Linked DNA regions of Homo sapiens: region 2 is linked to region 1. A link is a loop called in an ENCODE intact Hi-C map of the cell type or tissue named here. Cell type or tissue: CD4-positive, alpha-beta T cell. All regions are shown on one strand. Links, peaks and the distances in the headings refer to the core of each region. The heading gives the core; the rest is flanking DNA.

What was found. Peaks named below come from ENCODE experiments on the same cell type or tissue, not always from the same donor. Only the 100,000 strongest peaks of a DNase experiment are listed, where the experiment ranks them.
Region 2: a loop joins it to region 1, with 7 times the contacts of the local background. A loop is called at or near these places in 2 of 110 quality-filtered maps.

The regions. Positions count from the first base shown.
Region 1 is chr12:101,274,607-101,283,716 of GRCh38, reverse strand. UTP20 (UTP20 small subunit processome component) reads right to left here and starts at 3,612. Exons shown (of 62, transcript NM_014503.3): 1 at 3,390-3,612; 2 at 2,521-2,601. The coding sequence starts at 3,434. RefSeq lists enhancers at 3,539-3,588, 3,322-3,913. In CD4-positive, alpha-beta T cell, for the core only: no CTCF peak of the experiment used is centred there; a DNase peak (open chromatin) is centred at 3,646; H3K4me3 peaks cover 1,760 bases.
Region 2 is chr12:102,116,174-102,125,283 of GRCh38, reverse strand. It overlaps NUP37 (nucleoporin 37), which reads left to right and starts at 5,170. Exons shown (of 10, transcript NM_024057.4): 1 at 5,170-5,234; 2 at 6,701-6,921. The coding sequence starts at 6,766. It overlaps PARPBP (PARP1 binding protein), which reads right to left and starts at 5,101. Exons shown (of 11, transcript NM_017915.5): 1 at 4,998-5,101; 2 at 1,243-1,398. The coding sequence starts at 1,395. RefSeq lists enhancers at 3,698-4,255, 5,300-5,369. In CD4-positive, alpha-beta T cell, for the core only: no CTCF peak of the experiment used is centred there; a DNase peak (open chromatin) is centred at 5,123; H3K4me3 peaks cover 1,912 bases; H3K27ac peaks cover 892 bases.

The DNA of each region.
Region 1 (9,110 bases), core at 269-8,268:
AATATTAAAATTTTTTTGTTGTTGTTTTCATGTCCTTTAAGGCATTTTCATGTCCTTTAAGGCAGAAAGAAAATATGCAACACAGTTTAAAACTTAAATGCAGAACGCATTTCTAGCCTAGCACAGACCTGGCGTATGTCAGCTATGTGTGAGAGACCATGTCACGTCCTTTTGCAAGGTAACTCTGGAGCTCCTTTCACCAAGAGACGGAGTCTGTTTCCTCACCCTTTGAATCTGGCCTGGCCTCCTGACTTGCTTTGACTAATAACATGCGATGAAAGTGACTCTCATGACCAAAGCAAAACTTTATGAGGTCTTGACAGCTTCTGCCTTCACTCTATTGAAAAGATTCTGCCACCATGAAAAGAAGCCTAGTCTAGCTTATTGGGGAATAAGAGGCCATGAAAAGAACCAAGATCAACAAGCCACAGCCAACTGCCAGACACGTGACAGAGGCCATTCTGGACCATCCAGTCCAGGATTCTAATTTCAGGCTGTCTTCTCTGCCTTCTTAACACTGCCTCTTGATACCTTCAACCTCTCCTGTGGCTTAAATTATTAATCATATTCTAAATGCCAAATCTGTAATTTCACCTCTGAAGTCACCTATACTCCAGATCCATATATACAAACATCTTTTGGACACTATCATTTGGATGGCCAAAGGTATTTCAAATTCAAGCCCCAAATGGAACTAATTATCTTATCTTTACAACCTTGTGCTCCTTTACCTATAAATATATCTTGATGAGTAACATCCTCAACCATTCAGCCTTAACCTCATTATCTTCCTTGCTGCAAACCCAGTAGGTCACAAGTCCTATCCATTCATTCTACTTCCTCAACATCTCTGGAATCTTTCTCTTCTCTCTATCTTGATTGCTGCTACCATAATCATTTCTTACTTAGATAACAGTCAAATCCTCACAACTGGACAACTGAGATTGGATCTCCAAGTTAAAGGCATGTTACACAGGACCTTAAAAGGCTAGCAGAGGAATCATGACATGATGAAGAACTGCAGTCCTGCTCTTTTCTCCACACTAAAGCCAGAGAGATTGAAAATTTAAACCTGATCATGTCATTCATTCCCCTGCTTACAGTCCTAGAACTCTAAGTCCCTACAGCTTCAGGATAAAACCCCAACTTAGCTTCACATATGAAGTCCTTTATGATCCTTGCCTATTTCTCCAGCTTTATCTCACCAGTTGCCCCCTTGCCCCATCCCAGTCACCATGAATACAAAAAAAAAACACCCTATACACACCTATAACCACACTGGACTGCTTTGCAGTTTCTTGAATGTGACATGCATTCTCTAGCTTCTGTTCCTTTATATAGGCTTCTCCCTCAGCCTGGAACAGGCTTTCCTGTCCTCTTTACCATGCTAAAACCTATATAAACAAAATTCAGGTGTCACCTCGTCTAGATCACCGTTTTTTTGACACCCCTAAAGAATGTAGGTTAGGTTCCCTTTACTATGAGTTCTCAAAGCACAATGTGCTCACCTAGACGACATCATTTAACACATTGAATTTACACAGTGGAGATAATGCATTCAAAGACCCAGCGAGTGGAGTCTGATTATAGTAAAGAAGAATATTACGAACTGAGATTGGATCGCCAAGGTATAGGCATGTTACGTACGACCTTAAAATGCTAGGAGGAATAACGACATGATGCAGAAAAAGACTTCTGCATAAAAGGATGACAAGGCCGGGCGTGGTGGCTCACACCTGTAATCCCAGCACTTTCGGAGGCCAAGGCGAGCAGATCACGAGGTCAGGAGATTGAGACCATCCTGGCCAACATGTCAAAACCCCGTCTCTACTAAAAATGCAAAAATTAGCTGGGTGTGGTGGCACGTACCTGTAATCCCAGCTACTCGGGAGGCTGAGGCAGGAGAATCGCTTAAACCTGGGAGGTGGAGATTGCAGTGAGCCAAGATCACGCCACTGCACTCCAACCTGGAGACGGAGCGAGACTCCATCTCAAAAAAATGAATAAATAAATAAAAGTAAAATAAAGGGATGACAGAGTCAGAGTATGGTTAAAACTGGAAAATATTATGTAGTCTAGCCCCTTTATTTTTATAAAGGAGAAAATTAAGCCCCGGGAAAAGGGCTTCCTCAAAATCACTTTAAAGTTATAGCTTCAGGAATATGGATCTGCAGCAGTGCTTGGAATGCATAAGGGAAAGGGAGAGGCTAGAATCACAAAGACAGCTGAAAGTCAAGTCAATTGTCTAATAGAGCTTCACCCAACAGAACTTTCTGCAAAGATGAAAATGTTCCAATTCTATATTTATTCAATATGTTAGCAACTAGCCACATTTGGGCACCCAAATTTTTAATTTACTTTAAATCCAATTTGTCATATGTGGCTACTGTATGAAACAGCACAGGTCTAAAGCATTTCATGTCCAAAAAGGAATACCTTGAAAAACAATTCACTTCTACTAACAGAAGAAACTAAAACACCATGAACACTTGAAGATTGACTAGTATCACATTCTCTTACCTCCTCATAGCTTGCAGTTCTATCAATCCGGTGAATAATATCAATATTAACATTCCCCAGTCGTTCAGCAAATGTAAGAAACTGGAAGGGAAAGTATATTTAAGATACATAATTAATTAAAATTTATCAGATCTTTAATATCTATTTGAATGCTGCATGTAGGCATCTCTAATCACAAAGGATAAGTGGAAAAATAAACTGAAAAACATACGGCCGTAAACAAATTTACTGCATCACTGTTCAAAGATAATGAATACTTCTATGTTTGCATAATTTCTCTCAGCTATGTCATTTCAAATAAAATTTCCATTGCCAGACTGGTGAGCCTAGGTGGATGCTGGCAATTAGTCTCGCTAGATCTATTAGGTTTCATACCCTCCCATAAGCATGGGGACCTAGCAAAGTCGCTGCAATAAAAGTGTTTTTAAACATATACAGACCTATGATTGTATCCTAAGGAAGACCTGGAAACAATCTATCAAGGGGCAAACAGAGAAAGCGCTGTATATTTGCCCTTAGCTGGGAATCACTCACCGCCAGCCGACTCGCCCAATTCGGTCTTTAAAGATAAAAGAGCAGGGGAGAATTGGTCCTAAGCAATCTCCTGGAATAGTGAATTTAATTCTGGACTACAGGAAATTCCCAGGACTGGCCAGACCCCATAAAACATGGGTGAAACTTGCTGTCCACACTTCTTTCCTCCTCCAACCCATGTTTACTACATCCAGTGTCTCCCTCTTTCGCCGGAGCCTCCAGGAAAGTGACACACTCGGCCCAGAAGTCTGAGGCCCCTGGAGTCTCGCTCAGAGCCTGTCTCACGACTGAGGCAGCGGAGACCCGCGGCTCCCTGCCTAAGCTCCCGCGCTCACCCGGTAGGTGTTCTCGGTCTTGTGGGAAACGGGCTTTGTCTTCATGGCTGCAGAGGGCCAGTGGCCCGCGACGGCCTCGGGAGTGTCGAAGGGATGCAACCGACAGTAAGGAGGGGAAAGCGGCTCACAGGCTATACTCTCCGATTCCCAGATGCCCAGACTTTCTCACGTGCGGCTTGAGCCCCTGGGCGCCGCCATGTTGGAGACAAGGAGGAGCCTGAGTGGGTCACGTGGACGGAAAAAAGAACGGCGCAGGCGCACCCTTTGGTGGGGTGGGGCCTACAGGAGGCGGGGCTGCGCACATAAGGGCGGGCGTTTGGGTGAGGTGTTCTTTTCACTCCCTTCGGTAAAGGTTTAGAAGACAAATGTATTTTCATTATAAAATAAAACATACCTGTAATCGTTATCAACTAACATTACTGTCCCTCACTACGTACCTGCATCGTGCAAAGATCCTTTCATCCATAATTTCACAGTAAAGCTTATTAGGGATGTTAATACAAAGGAGGTACTGCGTCTATCTATATATCTATATATAGATATATACTTTTTTTTTTTTTTTTTTGAGACGGAGTCTCACTCTGTCTCCCAGGCTGGAGGGCAGTGGCGCGATCTCGGCTCACTACAATCTCCGCCTCCCGGGTTCAAGCAGTTCTCCTGCCTCAGCGTCCAAAGTAGCTGGGACTACAGGCACCCGCCGCCACGCCCGGCTAATTCTTTTGTATTTTAGTAGAGACGGGGTTTCACCTTGTTGCCCAGGCTGGTCGCGAACTCCTGAGCTCAGGCAATCCGCCCGCCTCGGTTTTCCAAAGTGCTGGGATTACAGGTGTGAGCCACCGCGCCTGGCCGGTACTGTGTATATTTTTAAGCCAATTTGACACAAGAGGAAACCAAGGTTGTGCAGCTGGTAACTGGCAGTCTTCACTCAGACTCTAAATTTTGGTATTCTTAACCACTACGCTGTAAATAAAATTGAAAAATAGAGAAGGAGTTTTAAGAAAAATCTTTTAATTTCATGCACAACCGCTGTTAATGTTTGGTGTTTTTCCCATCACTTTAATGTCTACACATAGCATGTTGTTAAATTGTACAGTTATATATACATATATGTACAATTTTAAAAAATAATTTAAAAATATAATTATTTACCCCATTTTACATTCATTCATTCATTCAGCAACTATTTCTTGAGAGTCCTCTGTGGACCAGGTACTGTTCTGGGAGCCAAACGAGAAAGGCAATAATAGTATTAATTAATTATTTGAAAATATTCACAGCCTTCAATTCCTGGGCTAAAGTGAGCCTCCCACCTCAGCCTCCCAAGTAGCTAGGGCTACAGGCATGCACCACCACACCCAGCTCTTTTATTATTATTATTATTATTATTATTATTATTATTATTATTTGTAGAGATGGGATCTTGCTATATTGCCCAGGCTGGTATCAAACTTCTGGACTCAAGCAGTCCTCTTGGCTTGGCCTCCCAAAGTGCTGGGATTACAGGGGTGAGCCACCATGCCCAGACTGGAAATACTTGGTCTGAGATGCTTACATTTTAGTCAAGGAGTGATGTTAAGTAGACAATTGGATATATTGTTGTACAGAGCTCACTGTAGCAGTCTGGGCTGCAGACGTGACTTAAATACACCTAAATACCTCAAGTGTGAGGCATTTGCGACTGGGAAAGAGAGCCAGTAAGGTAGAAACAGACTAGTTATGGCATGGAAGCAGAGCTGGTGGCCAACTATACTGCAAATTCGAGGATAGAGAAGTGGTTGCTGGATCTGACAAGGTGAAGGTCACTGGTGACCTTGCTAAGTACAGTCTAGTTGGAAGAAAGGAAGTGAAATATGCATGGATTGAGGAGGTAATCAGAGTTGAGAAAGTGAACATAACACTTTCAAATTGTTATTGGCATTATCACATCAACATTTTCTGTGTCACCACAGGGTTGTTCTAAATATTTTAATGCCTCCATAGCATTTATAGATTTTTTTATAATAAAATATTGACGTGCCTAATGTTCCATTGGCTTTCAGTAGGCTAATAATTGGTCTTTTTTTTTTAAAAGCCTTTTATGGGTCACAGGGAAATCTAAGAAAGCTGTAGAACTTCTCCCAGAAAGATGCAAAGAAGCTCATCCACACTAAAATGTGCACGTTTCAGAGAGTTAGAAGCCTGCAGTTAACTGAGGGTAGAAGCCCCCACTCAAAGCAATATTTTCCCAACCTGTTGCCAAAATCACCCCCACATCATTGTGCCATTTTCCTTCTCTGCAATTTATTTTTGGTAATGGAGTTAACTGGACAATAAGGAGTGAAGAGAAAAATCAAAGAAACTGAAAGAACTGACACAAGTTATATTGACCATTTATTGTTTGCATTGTTCTTCATTACATGACCCTCACACACTGACTTGACTCTGACTGGCTTAACAATATGTCAATAGAACATGGTGGTTGAGAGCATAGATGCTGGAACCAGGTTGTCTGGAGGTAATCCTGGTTCTGCCATTTATTAGTAGGGTCAGTTACCCTTTCAGAATGACATTTCCGTATATGTAAATGAAGCTAACAAAAGTAGCTACCTCACGGGTGGTGATTATGCAGAGTAAATAAGCTAATGGATAAAAGATGCTTAGAATGTGCCAGACACCATAATTGCGCAAGCTCAGAAATTACTTAACCTTTCTGAGACCCAATTTCCTCATCTATAAAATAGAGATGACAATAATACCAGTCTTTCAAGATACTGTGTTGGTGCATAGAGCATGAAATAAATGTTTGCTAAGTGGATAAATAAATGACCATTTATTCTCTACTACCTGGCTACCTGACAAGTTCCTTAAGGGCTGACACCTTATACTTTTTCAACTTTGTGTCATCAGTTCCCTTGAACATAAGAGTTGTTTAATGAATGTCTGTTGAATTAACAAAGCTTATAATACTTACATTGACCCGGACAAATTTAAGAGTAATATAGTTCCAGCATTGGATGTGAATTGCACCACATGATTTTTGGTATCTCTCAAAACTAAGTTTCTAAGCTTTAATGGAATACCGAAAGCATCCGTGAAGAGCACGAGTGTTTCTTATAAACATTTCCTTGCTTCCAGCGTTTGTCCTCTGTCAAGGTATAGGATGAATATCCTATACCATCCTTTATATCCTTTTTCCATTAGGGCTCTGCCTGTCCTAACTACTCCAGCCAGTAAATAACATACATTATTTTTTCATTCTTTTATTCTTAAGCTTTATAGGGCGCTCCTGGAAGTTTTGCTTTTTAATTTTTGTTTCCTTATTGCTTAGCGTGCTGCAATTTCAAGCCAAGAAACTTTAAGAGCATGTAAGAGCTAGGCCCAGTGGCTCATGCCTGTAATCCCAGAGCTTTGGGAGGTCAAGGTGAGAGGATTGCTTGAACCCAGAAATTTGAGACCAGTCTTGGGCAACAAGGCGAAATCCCATCTCTACAAAAAATACAAAAATTAGCCAGACATGGGGATGTGCACCTGTAGTCCCAGCTACTCAGGAGGCTGAGGTGGGAGGAACACTTGATCCAGGAGGTCAAGGCTCCAGTGCTGTGATCCTGCGACTGCACTCCAGCTTGGGTAACAGAGTGAGACCCTGTCTTGAAAGAAAAAAAAGGAAGGAAGGAGAGGGAGAAAGAAGGGAAAGTAAAGGAAAGGAAGGGAGGGGAGAGGAGGGAAAGGAAGGGAAGAAAGCACATGAGGAGTTTACCCAGCCTAGACAAGAAAGTGGAATCCAGAGAAGGCTTCTTGGGGGAAGTGACATCTAAGCTGAGACCTGGAAAATGAATAGGAATTAGCCAGGCAAGGAATGGACATGAATGGTGTTATCTAGGTAGAGGGAGGAGTATAGGCATTTGTCTCAAAATGGTTGAGACAAATTTGGTTACTTTTAGTTTCCAAGGCAAAGCCACACCCTGTCAAATTAGCATTGGCCATGGGTATCATCTTTAGCATCCTTGGACTAATAATAGGAAAGAATAGGGACAAGATGAAGCTCAGAGGTAAGAAGAGCCTTGGTTTTCTCATCTGTAAAGTGAGATAGACATATGAGAAAGTCAACAGTCATATGAGACAGTTGAAAGATTAACACATTGTATCACTTCTCACAGTCATATGAGACCGTTGAAAGATTAATTAATACATTGTATCGCTTCTCAGCCTTTTGGCTAAGATCAAGTCTAGTAATTAACACATTGTATGTGGTGATCTGGAAGGGGGCAAGTCGACCTAGTGGCATGGTCTTGTTTAGAAAGCAGTTCAAGGAGTGCTGTGTATCAGGGCAGAGAGGATTTGACTCAGAACAAGGGACCAAGGAAGTGAATGTAAAAAAAAGAAAGAGAAGAGAAAGTTTTAGTAATTCTTTGTTGGTTTTTTCTTAAATAGAGACAGGGGTCTCACTACATTGCCCAGGCTGGTCTTGAACTCCTGGGCTCAAGCGATCCTCCTGCCCAGCCGAGTAGTTCTTGACTGTGGTAGTAAGGAAAGCTGATCCACGTATCTCTTCTTGAGAAAACTGTGTATTGTTGACAGTGTGTGTAAATCAGGAAGCAGTGAGAGCATGGAGTTTGGATTTGGGACAACTGGGTCCCAGTTCTAGCATTTTTCATGTATTAGCCAGTAACTGGGCAACTGACTTAACCTTTCAGCCTCAGTTTCCTCATCTTTAAAACAGGCATAATAACTAGTTCTGCCTTTTCCCTTAACGGTTGCTAAGAAGACCATTCGATATAAAGCAGGCAAAGTCCCCTGTAACCAATACAGAGGAGTTACAGAAACACTAAGTATTGTTTCCCTTTGCATTGTGTGATCATGTTCAGCCCTGATACCACAGAGCTTCTATTCTCCTTTCCTTATTTTGAAGCTCAGGCATTAGAAACATTAGACCAGAAATTGCGGATTTGTGGGGCCTATAAGCTCAGGTAGCCCACAGATAAGTTTTGTTTACCAAACATATTCTTCTTCTTCTTTTTTTTTTTAAGAGAGTGTCTCGCTCCGTTGTCCAGGCTGGAGTACAGTGGCACGATCGTCACTTACTGCCAACCTCAAGCTCCTTGGCTCAAGCGATCCTCCCACCCCAGCCTCCCTGGTAGCTACAGATACTACAGGTGTGCATCACCATGTCCAGCTAATTTTAAAAACATTTTTAGAGGTGAGTCTTGCTGTGTTGCCCAGGCTGATCTCGAACTACTGGGCTCAAGTGATCTTCCTATTCCAGCTTCCCAAAGTGCTGGCATTACAGACATGAGCTGCCATGCCCAGCATACCAGATGATATTCTTGAAATTTATTTTTATTTTTTATAATCAGATACTCTCTCAGCAGAATCACAAATGTTTTAATTTGTTAAAAATCTGAAAATTTTAGGTAAAACTCTAGATTTTCAACTTCTCTTGAAAAGTAAAAAAAAAGAAAACTGCAATACTGGGCCCATATTTTGAGAAGCAACAACCAGCTGGAGTTGAGTAGTAGTGGCTCTTTGATGCCACCACTTTGTCTCTGTGCACACCACTCCTTCCTTTTTGTCCTACCCCAGGCCCATGTCATGACTTAAGGTGGATACCTGGCCCCTGTGGAAAGCTCAGTGTGTAGCCTCTGCCTCAGAATATTCCTCAGGCAGAAGGCTGTTCTCGTCTTTGGTTTTAAACATGCCTCATAGGCAGCAGATTATTTTTCTGTTGCTTCTGCAGCTGCTTTT
Region 2 (9,110 bases), core at 524-8,523, 840 kb before region 1:
TATGTCCTAAAAGACTAAATATCTTACAGTACTAGCTATCTCTCCCTAGAAGGTTCACTCCATAAGAAGTGACTTCTTTCATTACTGTATTCCCAATTTTTACAATGATGTCTAACACACAGTAAAAACTCAATATTTGTTCAAAAAATGACTGACTACATAAAATAAAATAACATTTTGTCATTGTTTTCGAGATTCAAAATTTATCTTAACATGCATTGTTTAAAATATGCAAAACTGCCAACTATTCACAGGTAGAAAACACTATCCCTGTTTTAAGATTTTATACTTTTTAATTTTTAAGTGTTAAAATATTCTTCCTTTTTCAAAATGATGATCATAGTATATAGTAACTATTTTTTCTCAATGGCCTTATTTGCAAAAATGAGAAATGGTTAAAATCTGTCAGTGTCTAATAATTTTTTAGAAATTTTACTGTCTATGGAATCTAAAAATCTGGAAACTACTGACATATAAAATTAAAATAACTCATCAGAATGTCATTTCAATATCTAGCCCAACAGACCCATTGAAGCTAATTCTACCCTTCAAAAATCCTCTTCTCTAGTCAAGCCAGTATCTTTGCCAAGTTCATACCATGACTTTGATTCCCCTGAACCCTTCTTCTGAACTGACTTTCCTCATCATACCTCCTCTACAGCCTTCTCTTCCTTTATCTAAAATCTATCTAATATCACAAAGCCTTTCCTTACCACTCTATCCTACATTCATCCTTCTCTCATCTGAACACCTCTAACCCTTAATCTACGGCTTAAATCCAAACGCTAGTTTGGCTCAAGCTACCTAAGTAAGAATCACTTTGTGGAAATTTTTTAAAGGCAGTTTCCAGTATCCCGGTGCAGATTGGAAGAATTTCCAGGATTGGGGTACAAGAGCCAGTAGTTTTTAAAAGTTTAGGGAATGAAAAAAGTCTTATTAAATAAAAATAATTTGACCACAATAATAATAGTTACATGTTTATCCTAAATCTTCCTATTAAACATCAAATATGCATGTCCCGTGTATAACCATACATAAGAGCTTAATTTTGAAATAATTCATTTCAAATTCTATCATAACATTCTGACACAGATACACAGAGGCATTTGTGAAAATGGTGTATTATCACAGAAGGGCACATAATGTAAAGAAATTAATATTCTTAAGCTTAAGTTTATTCAAATGGGCAGCAATGAAATTTTGCTTTAAAAAAACAAGTTAACCCAAATATAGTTTACCAACCTGTTTGTTGTTCTCCGCCATAGAAAGCTGCAATGCCAAGAGCATGGAGTCTGCACCACATAGAGTAGTTCTCTCAGAGTTACAAAGAGCACGCCAATTTTTTCGAAACTCTTTAATCATATCCGAGACAGACTTCTGATTAAACACAGCCATTATCTTAAAGTAGGACAGAATACAAAGTTAAAGTATCTTATGTTAACCTGAAATTAACATTTAACATGTATAGGCAAGCACAGATAGAGAAAAACATATAGTGAATGAGAGGTCATTTCATATTTACCAAGATTGCTTTTAATTAAATTTAGGAAAACAAAATAATACAATTTCTGCGCAATCATATTTCCCTCCCCTTTGGTTTCTTAAGCCAAACCTTCTGAAAGAACAAAATGTAGCCTTCAATTCTGAAAATTCACACAAAAACAGACATGCAAATTTACTGCAAACTTATAATTACAAATATACCTAATTAAAGCTGTATTTAAATATATATATTTGTTTTGAGATAGGTAATAAGTCTGATAAATTGGGAAAAAAAAAAAAAAACCTAAAAAGCCAATTTCCTCCCATCCTACGTTGTCCCAAAAGAGGTGGCCTATTTTTCTACCCTTTTGAATCTGGACCAGGCTTGTGACTTGATTTAACCAATAGAATGTGGCAAGAATGACGCTGTGGGAGTTCTGAGCTTAGGCCTTAAGTGGTGTGTGCAGAAGTACTAATACAATAGGCCTGAATGCTCTCCTTTGAAGCTGGAGTCCAGTTTGGGAGCTTAGATTTCAGGAGTGTTTCCAGTAAGAGTGGTTCACTGTGCTAAACTGTTCATACAAACAATATAGTTTATGCTAAACACTTGCGAGTCTGGAATTTTGGTACATGTCAGACAGTGGATGCCTTTGCATTTAGCCCCCAATAAAAACCCTGGGCATTAAGTCTCTAATAAGCTTCCCTGGTAGACATTTCACATGTGTTGTCACCACCTATTACAACAGGAGGAATTGTGTCCTGTATGACCACTAGAGTATCACCAAGCAGTGTCCCACCCAAACTGCTGATCCACAGAATCAGAAGGAAATGGTTATTTTAAAACCTTAACTTTTGAAATGGTTTGTTACACCGTACTACATAACCAATAAAATAACTAATATTTAGGAGCTAACTTGGTGGAGATACTTTTCAAAAGCTTAATATTGATTACCTCACTCGACTGTCATAAGTGTCCAATAAGACAGGTCTGTTATTATCCTTATTTTACCTAATAACCTCCACGTCACTCAGCTTGTAAGTGGACAAACAGCATAAACTTAATATGTCTAACTCTATAAGCTGTGTTCTTAAAGCATCATGTTAAGTAACTTCTCCTGATGCACACAAAAGCCTTTCAAAATAATTTGAGGTAGTGCCAATGTTTCATATACCCAAGACTATATAAGGCATCCAATTCCTTTCTCTGAGTTTACAGACATGCCTGCTAAAAGTTTTTTTCCTACTTTAAGTACTCAAGTCTCAACATACTCACATGCCCATCATCTTATTTTGGGTATTTTCCTGTACTTATTCCATTTCCTGACTCCTTCTGCTATCCTTTTCTTCTATTTTTATGTGGCATAAACAGAATCCTAGATGTTTACTTTGGTTTGTATAATCAAGAGCAAAGATACATGCCACTTGCAATATAATTAAATTATAGACACAATCTATGATGCAACTTAAAGATACAGGTAGAAGATTAGAGATTAATTATTTACATAAATGCAAATCCTAGTAAATAGCTAAGAATTGTATTTCTCTTCAAAAAATCACCCTCATCTCTTGAAAGAAAAAAGAAAGTGAAGAACTGTCAGCTTCAGTGACATGGTCACTTTGCCTGAAATACATTTTTAGGAGTAAATTACTTACTGGTATTATTTAAAGGTAGTATTATGAGATTTGATTGCTATGAATGAAGACTCACTTGGGAATTAGGCCATTCTGAAATGTGGCTCCACCACTTACTGGCTGCGAGATCTTGGCCAAGTTACATCACCTTTCCCTGCCTCAGCTTCCTCATAATGAAAATGAAAACCCTATCCCATAGGGTTTTATGACAAGTCAACGACATAAACACAAGTAAAGCTTTTAGAACAGTGCCTGGCATGTATAAAAGCACATTAGCTATTATCATGCATTATGAGTTTCTAAGTTGTTTTGAGTTAAAAGTAAAAGAGCATTGCCTGGGCATGGTGGTTCACACTTGTAATCCCAGCACTTTGGGAAGCCGAGGCTCACCTAAGGTTAGGAGTTCGAGACCAACCTGGCCAACATGGTGAAACCCTGTCTACTAAAAATTAGCTGGGTGTGGTGGTGTGTGCCTCTAACCCCAGCTACTTGGGAGGCTGAGACAGGAGAATCGCTTGAACCAGGGAGGCGGAAGTTGCAGTGAGCCAAGATAGCACTACTGCACTCCAGCCTAGGTGACAGAGTGAGACTCTGTCTTAAAAAAAAAAAAAAAAAAAAAAAAAAGAGCATTACTATGGTGACAGAAAACCAAGAGTCTCATTCAGGGATCAGCTAATTTTTTCTAAAGGAACAAACAGTAAATATTTGAGGCATGCACAACTACTCACTTTGACCTTCTAGTGTGAAAATAGCCATGGACATACATAAACAAACAAATGAGTATAGCTGTGCTCCAATAAAACTTTTTTTATGGACACTGAAATTTGAATTTCATGTAATTTTTACACATCACAAAACATTATTCTTTTCATTTTTTCCCCCAACCATATAAACACGTAACACTCCTTCTTAGCTCAGGAGCTGGCTGCACAAAAACAGGCAGCACAGCCAGTTTGCCAACCCCTGGTCTAGTCCCAGCTCTTCCTGTAGCTAGCTGGCTGTGGGAGCCTATGCCATAAGCCTTACACGTGGTTCCTAGGTGGAGGCATCATCACACAGAAATACTTGCCTTCCAGTCCCTTGTGAGAAGTCAATGAGACAATAAATATGCAAGCACTCTGAATGGCAGGCTGCACTATACAAAAAAACAGTAGCCAAAGGCAGCAGCGATAACACTTGTTTTTAAAAAATTGGATTCCAAGTTGCTCTAGAGCAAAAACTGTGAGACAGAAAATTGTCACTGGGCAGGCAGTGTGAAATGGTTGAAAGAACTACACTTCCGAGTCAGATATCACTTCCAGGCTCCCCCTTTATGACCTGTAGTCCTTCGGTATTTAAAATCTCTAATGAGCATAAGTTTCTTCACCTGCAAAACCAGGAAGGGAATTCCTACCTCACAGAATGAGACGTTAGTGAAACAAGTACATAACCCACCTAGTGCCAGGCATTTAGTAGGTGCTCAATTTAAAAATTGCACTCAACATCATTATCAGTGTTCGAGTGCAAGTCCCAAAGGTTCCTTGGGAGGCTGTAACTAATCAGGAGTAGGAGAAAGTTGAGGAATTGGAGTCCGTGTACATAGTGGGACTAGAACCCAGGTTTCCTGCCTAACTAATGGAAGTTAAGCAGGCCTCTACGGGCCTGTCTTCCAAGCTGCAGACGAACCCTCAGGACCTACCAGCTCCATCGCTAGATACTGTGAACTCCGCCTACAGCCCCCAGGCCCAACCAGGCTCGAGCGTCAAGTCACTGCACCATAATACTTCGGTCCCACGGCACTTTGCTACGACCGAGGTATTACAGTGCAAAACACCCTCAAAAGCCACAGCCTGAATCACCACTTAAAAATGCGACAGGGCAGGTAGGGCAGACGCGAGACTTACGTGATTAGGGGTAGACCCGAAGACGTACTCTTCAGTGTGCGGAAGGATCCCCAACGGGATGCCCTCCCGCGGCCGCCGCAGTCGCCGCTGTCGCCGCTGAATACAGTTCAAACCTCGCGGGAGGCCCCGGGAGCCAATCGCTGCGCTCGCCCTCCGACCCGGAAGCAGAGCCACAGCGCGTCGCGGCAGCCCCCAAGGAAGACCAGCCTGCCTCTGGTCGGTTCCTGGCGCTCTGCGGTGCGTATCGAGCTGGGAGCCCGAGAGGCCGGGATGCTTTTCTGCCGGCCGCCCAGCCTTGCCACTCTATTCCCAGGAGTTCTTCCTTCCCACTTCGGGCCCCGGGAGGTGGGAGCGGGGTCTTGAGGAACTCGCCTGGCCCGGGGAGAGGTGTCGGCGCTCATTGCAGAGACTTATCTTGTTCCCTCCCTTCTTCTCTGCCGTTGTAGTTTTACAGGGGCAAGTCCTGTCCAACGTGTACGGTGAGGCCCCGGCCACTGCTTTAATGAGCAGTAGGTGTAGGGACGGAACAATTTCGTGACCTCGAATCTCTTGCACTTCTATACCTCTCTGTCTCCGTGTCCATAACACTTGCTGGTCACCCTTCAAAAGTCTCCAGTCCCTGATGTCCATTCCTAAAGTTACTAGTTTATAAGCGTCTCGAGGTGGGACTCATTCTCAGTACATACTCTTAAGGTGCTTGATATGTTTGTTACTGAGTCCAGCTGTTTTCAGGACAACCCTTGTGTCGAATTTTTTAAAAAACCAAAAACTCTAAAACCCATAATTCTCATGTGGGAATGCTACTTCCAGAATGCACACTAGTCCCTGACAGGTTAAGGTCTTCTGCCTAGTTTTAAGAATATTATTATTTTAATTTTTAAGTTCCGGGATACGTGTGCGGGACGTGCAGGTTTATTACAAAGGTAAAACGTGTGCTATGGTGGTTTGCACACCCATCACCTAGGTATTAAGCTCCACATGCATTAGCTATTTATCCTGATGCTCTCCCTCCGCCCAACCCCCTGAACATTATTTTTATATCACACATTTTGGTACTCCTTAACAACAGATCCTGTATTTTCTATCTGTTTATATTATAGCCCTTTTCACGTTGAGTCATAACTATCCCTAAACTGTGGTCTCCTTCAAGCCAGGAGGCTGTTTTTTTCTTCATTAGCGCTGGTTCTCCACACACAATGAAGTCTTCCAAATCCTGGCCCTGCTTATGAGCTTGGCAAGTTAGTTAACCTACTGAAGCCTCAGTTTCTCCATCTACAAAATGGAGACCAGAGGTAGTACCTGCCTTTAGATTTGTACAGATACCAGATGTGATCATGTCAGTAAAATGCTTAATATGGTACCTACAAATAGTGGTTCATAAAAGTTATTAATTTTTATTAACATTTGCTGTTAAAATGATTCCATCTTCAGATGAAATACTATTTGTTTTAGATAATCTAAACAGAACTTTGCAGTGTTATTGTCTGCTAGAATCACAGATATGGGAAAGAGCTGTGGAGCAAATGTGGAACCATTAATAACTAGATTTAATATTTTTCCTGCAGTTTCTGTCCCTTGATAAGTACTTTAAATGTTTCTTTTGAGCTTTCTGTCTCATTGTAACACCACAACCTTATTTTGATGCATTTGCTGAATGACTAACATATTGACCATTGTAATTGTACCTGTGCTCTAATCCACAGTTTCGTGACCTTGTCCAGTAGAAGGCTATTTAATTTTCACAACTGCTTGAATTTTGACATACAAGATGAAGCAAGATGCCTCAAGAAATGCTGCCTACACTGTGGATTGTGAAGATTATGTGCATGTGGTAGAATTTAATCCCTTTGAGAATGGGGATTCAGGAAACCTAATTGCATATGGTGGCAATAATTATGTGGTCATTGGCACGTGTACGTTTCAGGTTAGTCTACAAAACTGCACCGAATGACAGTGAACATATTTCACTACTAAGAGAACTTACACAAACCAAATCTAAACTTTGAAAGTATATTGAGTTTGAATGTTAAAAAAAAAAAAGATAAGATCCATAGAGAAAGATGTTCCCAGTTATATGTGCCTGAGATTTATGTAAACATTATATAGATAGTGAAAAAGAATGGTATGAGGCTTCACTTTTGCCTCATGATCATTAATGGAATATTCTGATAAGTGAAGGCTATGATTAACTGAACATTGGTATGTACAGGAAAAAAACAATATAAATGAGATCCAATTAATTACGGTTTTTCTACATCCTGCTTTGACATACAAAACCAGCTAATGTTGAGAGCCCAAAAAACAATCTTCCAGGAGATTTTATAGCTTTTATAATATTCAGCTTTCCTATTAGTATGCTGTCATACTTTTTGTGCATCTAATGTATGCAGAATATGGAGTCATATTAATTGAGCAGGCAGTTAAGCATAGCCATTAAGAGCATGAATTCTAGAACTGGAATGCCTACATGTTTACTCCTGCTTTACTTACTTCTTACTAGCTATGAGACCTTGAATAAGATATTTAGCATCTCCTGTAAACATGAGGAAACTAATGCTTGAATTTTAGTATATGTAAATATACTAAATAAAAATTCCAAGAGGGCATCTGACAACATTGTAATCCATATGTATGTTTTAGTTGTCATTGATACGAGCAGTGGTAACACTCTCAGGTTTAATCACCAAAGTAAGATTGCTTTGTGGTGAACATAAACCATGTTTTCCCAGAGGAAAGCTAGTTTTACATGTAAGAGAGACTTGGAACAATGAAGGTTCAACCCTCAGGACTATCTGGTTAATCCTTTGTCTATCAGAGTATTATTATTATTTTTATTTTTTTTTTTCAGACAGAGTTTTGCTTGGTCGCCCAGGCTGGAGGTCAACCTCGGCTCACTATAACCTTCATCTCCCGGGTTCAGTTGATTCTCCTGCCTCAGCCTCCCAAGTAGCTGGGATTACAGGCATGCACCACCACACCCAGCTAATTTTTGTATTTTTAGTAGGGGGTTTCATGATGTTGGCCAGACTGGTCTCGAACTCCTGACCTCAAGTCATTTGCCTACCTCGGCCTCCCAAGTGCTGGGATTACAGGTGTGAGCCACCCTGCCTGGCCTAGCAGAATATTATTAATAGAACCGTATTTCTCAAATTATAATGAGCACGGTAATTTGGAAGTGTCCAATTTTCAAAGATTTAAAATAACTATCACTAAAGTGATAGTTATTATAAATGTTATTTCCTCCTTTACTGAGAAGGCAATTCTGTTTTTGTTTTGTTTTGTTTTGAGACGGAGTCTCGCTCTGTCATCCAGGCTGGAGTGCAGTGGTGCGATCTCTGCTCACTGCAACCTCTGCCTCCCGAGGTCAAGCAATTATCCTGCCTCAGCCTCCTGAGTAGCTCGAATTACAGGCACGTGCCACCATGCCCAGCTAACTTTTTTGTATCTTTAGTAGAGACGGGGTTTCACCATGTTGGTCAGGCTGGTCTTGAACTGACCTCGTGATCCGCCCGCCTCAGCCTCCCAAAGTACTGGGATTACAGGCGTGAGCCACCATGCCCAGCGGCAATTCTGTATCTTACAGTATTCTGACATCAAAAATGCAATTTGGCATTTTATAGCACAATGAATATATAAAGCTTTACAAATTGGAATATAGTCATATTTAAGAGGAAGTGTGAATTGAAAGTTTCAGTTTGTTGCTGTCTGAGTAGAATATGACAGCTCCTAGCCTATTTCGTACTGTCTGTTTGGGTGGGAGTAGAAATTAATAGCTTTTAGACTAAATATGACCCTAGCCTGACTTACATGGACATGGTTTAGGATCATAAAAAGTCATATGATTAAGACAATGTTACGTACTTGAAAAAGACTGAGGAAAAACCATTTCTCTAATGCAAGCCACCAATGTACAAAAGAGTAAAGCAGCCTCCTACAGGTAAAACTAATTTTTACTTCATTACTTTTAAAATTAATAACAACATAGGATTGTATTCGCAAACACTGAAAAATGTTTATCTCATTTATGATTAAGAAATGTTGAGGGAGAAAGTCAGTGGAGAACAAATTAGGAAAAGAGAGGCAAAGATGAGAGAGGGAGAAGTTGGGAGAAAG